2 separate regions of the Homo sapiens genome follow, and region 1 is linked to region 2. A link is an interaction called in ENCODE POLR2A ChIA-PET data of the cell type or tissue named here. Cell type or tissue: A673. All regions are shown on one strand.

What was found. ChIA-PET counts read pairs that join two places held together with the same protein. Peaks named below come from ENCODE experiments on the same cell type or tissue, not always from the same donor. Only the 100,000 strongest peaks of a DNase experiment are listed, where the experiment ranks them.
Region 1: POLR2A ChIA-PET joins it to region 2 with 5 read pairs; 3 of 35 experiments call an interaction of 5 or more read pairs at or near these places.

Annotation. Positions count from the first base shown.
Region 1 is chr11:47,297,546-47,300,045 of GRCh38, reverse strand. All of the region lies in intron 24 of MADD (MAP kinase activating death domain), which reads right to left. Among named protein-coding and RNA genes, the nearest start is that of MADD-AS1, 27 kb to the right of the region's middle. In A673, no CTCF peak of the experiment used is centred here; no DNase peak of the experiment used is centred here.
Region 2 is chr11:47,396,005-47,398,504 of GRCh38, reverse strand. The region is part of intron 2 of SLC39A13-AS1 (SLC39A13 antisense RNA 1); the gene reads left to right. Among named protein-coding and RNA genes, the nearest start is that of MIR4487, 3.7 kb to the left of the region's middle. In A673, no CTCF peak of the experiment used is centred here; no DNase peak of the experiment used is centred here; H3K27ac peaks cover 298 bases.

The DNA of each region.
Region 1 (2,500 bases), 98 kb after region 2:
TCAAAACAATAAAAGTCATATATGACAAACCCACAACCAACATCATACTGAATGGGGAAAGATGAAAGTTTTTCCTCTACAATCTGTAGCAAGACAAGGATGTCTACTTCCACCACTTTTATTCAACTGGAAATGCTAATCAAAGCAATTGGCCAGAGAAAGAAATAAAGGGCATCCAACTTGGACAGAAGGAAGTCAAACTGTCCCTAAAATTAGGCTGGGTGTTGTGCTTCACACCTGTTAATCCTAGCACTTTGGGTGGCCAAGGCGGGTGGACTGCTTGAGCCCAGGAGTTCTAGACCAGCCTGGGCAACATGGCAACACCTTGTCTCTACAAAGAATACAAAAATCAGCTGGGCACGGTGGTGCATGCCTACAGTCCCAGCTACTCGGGAGACTGAGATGGAAGGACTGCTTGAGCCTGGTTCCATCTAAAAAAAAAAAAAAAAAAAAAAAAAAAGCCCTAAAATCTCCACTAGAAAACTCAGAACTAATAAGTGAATTCAATAAACTTGCAGGATACAAAATCAACATAAAAATCAGTAGTGTGTCTATATACCAACAATAAAATAGCAGAAAAAGAAATCAAGAAGGCAATCTCATTTACGATAGCCACAAATTAATGCCCTAAGAATAAATTCTTAGGAGAAATTTATCTTTTATGAAGGAGGTAAAAGATCTCCATGAGGAAAAATAAAAAACACTGATGTAAGAAAGAGTATAGGGAAAAAATGGAAAGATATACCATGTTCATGGATTGGACGAATATTGTGAAAATGACCATACTACCAAAAGTGATCTACAGATTCAATGCAATCCCTACCAAAATACCAACGGTATTCTTCACAGAAATAGAAAAAAAATCCTAAAATTCATATGGAACCACAAAAGACCCCAGATAGCCAAAACAATCCTGGACAAAAAGGAATCACACTACTAGACTTCAAAATATAAGACAAAGCTATAGTAACCATAACTGCATGCTACTGGCATAAAAAACAGACCCATAGACCAATGGAACAGAATAGAGAACCCAGAAAGAAATCCATATATTTATAGCCAACTGTTTTTTGACAAAGGAACCAAGAATATTCACTGGGGATAGGGACAGTCTCTTCAATAAATGCTGCTCGGAAAACTTGATATCCATTATTCAGAAAAATAAAACTAGACCCCTTAGCTCTCACCATATACAAAAATCAACCCAAAATGGATTAAAGACTTAACTGTAAGACCCAAAACTATAAAACTACTAGAAGAAAACGTAGCAGAAATGCTTCAGGACATTGGTCTGGGCAAAAAGTTTATGGAGACCTCAAAAGTACAGGCAACAAAAGCAAAAGCAAAAACAGGATTATATTAAACTAAAAAGCTTCTACACAACAAAGGACACGATGAAATGAGTGAAGAGACAGTCTGCAGAATGGGAGAAAATATTTACAAACTATTCATCTGACAAGGGATTAATAGCCAGAATATACAAGAAAGAAAAAACTCAACAGCAAAAAAACACAAATAATCTATTTAAAAATGGGCAAATGAGCTGAATAGATCTCTCTCAAAAGAAGACATACAAATGGCTAACAGGTGTTTTGGAATAATGGGCCTCTACACAGGCCTTGAAGCCAAACTGCTGTAGACGGTTCTCACTGCCGCTTCCATTTATGAGAAACTGATGGTTGCTATCTTCACAGTTATGCGGCTGAAGAGTACAAGCAAGCACTGAGATGTCTTATAGTAAAAAGTTCAGAAGATGCTCAAGGTGGAGGATTTTCTTCTAAGCGAAGAGAAGTAATTTTCCTATTACTCTGGCTCCTTCCACCACAAATGTCATCCTTATTGGTTTGAAAAGCATCTAAAAGTAAACAGGAAGTATAGCAGGCTAGCCCCGTTGCCAATTTAATTTTTACGATCCATGGTTAGATTTTGTGGTGAAGGTTGAACTAATATGTAAAGAAGGCCGGGCGCGGTGGCTCATGCCTGTAATCCCAGCATTTTGGGAGGCCGAGGTGGGCAGATCACAAGGTCAGGAGATTGATACCATCCTGGCTAACACGGTGAAACCCCATCTCTCCTAAAAATACAAAAAATTAGCCGGGCATGGTGGTGGGCGCCTGTAGTCCCAGCTACTCGGGAGGCTGAGGAAGGAGAATGGTGTGAACCTGGGAGGTGGAGATTGCAGTGAGCAGAGATCGCGCCACTGCACTCCAGCCTGGGCGACAGAGCAAGATTCTATCTCAAAAAAAAAAAAAAAAAGAAAGAAAGAAAGAAAAGAAAAGAAAACATTATTGAAAACCCTTGGCCGGGAGCAGTGGCTCACGCCTGTAATCCCAGCACTTTGGTAGGCCAAGGCGAGCAGATCACGAAGTCAGGAGATCAAGACCGTCCTGGCTAACATGGTGAAACCCCATCTCCACTAAAAATACAAAAAATTAGCTGGGCGTGGTGGCGGGCACCCGTAGTCCCAGCTACTTGGGAGGCTGAGGCAAGAGAAGAGTGT
Region 2 (2,500 bases):
CCTCGTATGTAAAATGGGAGTAATAATCGTACCTACTGGACAGAGCCGGTGCCTGAAGGAGGGCTGGGCCCATGGCTGTTAGAAACACATTTCCCTCCTGTGAGATCTCCAGGCCAGGAGAGGCATTTTCTCCCATTTTCATGTTGTCACTTACCCAGGGGGTGGTCTCTCCATTGCAGAGCTGAGATTTAAATGCGGAAATGTCTGGTGCAGATGCACTCAGGTCTCACCACCAGGAATGCTGCCTCTTTGGGCCTGTCTCCCAGGGAGTTAAGTCCCACTGTTACGTGTTCATGCCCAGGGCTGAGAGCCAAGGGGAGCCTGGCTCATCCCCTTTCTGGATTTTATCATCTCTCTGGTCCCATGGGCACCTGAGGCTGGAATTTTTTCAACTCTGATATCCTCCAGCCTGGACCAGGAGAAGCAGGACAACTGAGAATAGGGACAGGGTAGGGGAGCTGGGAAGAGGTGGTGGCCGTGGGCCTGGAGGCAGCAGTGAGACTCTAAAAGGCTTGAAGTCTTTTTCCAAAGAGATGCTGCTTTGCCTCAGGGTTTGCATGGGACTTCCACTGGATGGGCACACAGGAAAACTGAGTTCTCATCTCAGCATTGCCCCTTTCTTTTACTTTTTTTTTTTTTTTTTTTTTGAGACGGAGTCTTGCTTTGTCACCCTGTTACCTAGGCTGGAGTGCAATGGCATGATATCGGCTCACTGCAACCTCCGCCTCCTGGGTTCAAGCTATTCTTGTGCCTCAGCCTCCTGAGTAGCTGGGATTACAGCTGCCCGCCACCATGCCCAGCTAATTTTTGTATTTTTAGTAGAGATGGGGTTTCACCATGTTGGCCAGACTGGTCTCGAATTCCTGACCTCAGGTGATCCACTTGCCTTGGCTTCCCAATGTGCTGAGATTACAGGTGTGAGCCATTGCGCCCGGCCAGTGCTGCCCCTTTCTAGCCAGCTGAGCTTGCACCTGTCAGTCCTCCCCGAGCCTCAGTTTCCTTATCTGTGAAATGGGGATGAGAATACCTGCATCGTCAAGGATTACAAGATGCTGTGTATGTAGAGTGCCTGGTGAATACCTCTAGTTATTAAGACAGTCTCGGGGCAGCAGTGGGGATGTCATGTGAGGGGCACAGAGTGTGAGCAGAACTGGGGAGTCCTGCCAAGGTGGGAGTTGGGGCCTCTAAGGTTTCTGTCCCAGAGAGGGAGCACCTTGAGGGTGGGGCTGGGAACCTCAGCTTCAGGACTCCTCCAGGTCAGGAAGGGCCAGAGGGAGGCCAGGGAGGGGCCCTGGGGGTTCTCAGAGAAGAGTGGCGAGCTGGAGTGTTCACCCCAACTCAGGCAGGTGAGAGGGGGGCGACAGGTGGGTGGCCGCAGTGTGTTGCCGGCCAAACGATTACCCCAAGGCCCCACTCCACAGCCTCATTTGTCCCTCATTGCAAACTTCTGAGCTAGGCATTTCTCCATTTGTTTATTTACTTATTTTATTTTATTTATTTATTTATTTTGAGACAGTCTCACTCTGTCACCCAGGCTGGAGTGCAATGGCATGGTCTCGGCTCACTGCAACCTCCGCCTCCCGGGTTCAAGCTATTCTCCCGCCTCAGCCTCTCAAGTAGCTGAGACTACAGGTGCGTGCCACCACACCTGGCTAATTTTTGTATTTTTAGTAGAGATGGGGTTCCACTATGTTGGCCAGGCTGGTCTCGAACTCCTGACCTCGGGTGATCCACCTGCCTCGGCCTCCCAAAGTGCTGGGATTACAGGCGTGAGCTACCAAGCCCAGCCTTTTTTTTTTTTTTTTTTGAGACAGAATCTCACTCTGTCTCCCAGGCTGGAGTGTGCAGTGGCACAATCTTGGTTCACTGCAACCTCCGCCTCCTGGGTTCAACGATTCTTCTGCCTCAACCTCCCAAGTAGCTGAGTAGCTGGGATTACAGGCACGTGGCACTGCACCTGGCTAATTTTTGTATTTTTAGCAGAGATGGGGGTTTCACAATGTTGGCCAGGCTGGTCTCGAACTCCTGACCTCAGGCGATCCACCTGTCTCAGCCTCCCAATGTGCTGGGATTACAGGTGTGAGCCACTGGGCCCAGCCTGAAATTCCTTATTTTATCTTAAAAAAATCATACAAGTTTGCATCCTTCTCTTTAATGTGTGGGGATTTCCCTCCCCTTTCCTAAAACATCTTCCTCTCAGTCTTCTACCTGAGTGGATGTTCCGAGAAGATACACCCGGGTTATGTCCTGAGGCTGTGGACATCTCATGCCCCACGGTGACCTCCAGGCCCTTCAAGCCCCAGGCCCTGGGCCACCTGGTCTGGCTGGGGAGAAGTTCAGGGATGGCTGAGGTTGATGGTTGAGGGCCTGCCAGCTGTCATGGCCTGGGGCTGGCCCCATCTCTGCTCTGAACTCTGCTGCCTCTCCCTCTCATCTTGGCTCCCAGATGTTTGTCCATCCGGCTCCAAGTGTCCCGCTAGGAGTTCTCAGGACACCTCAC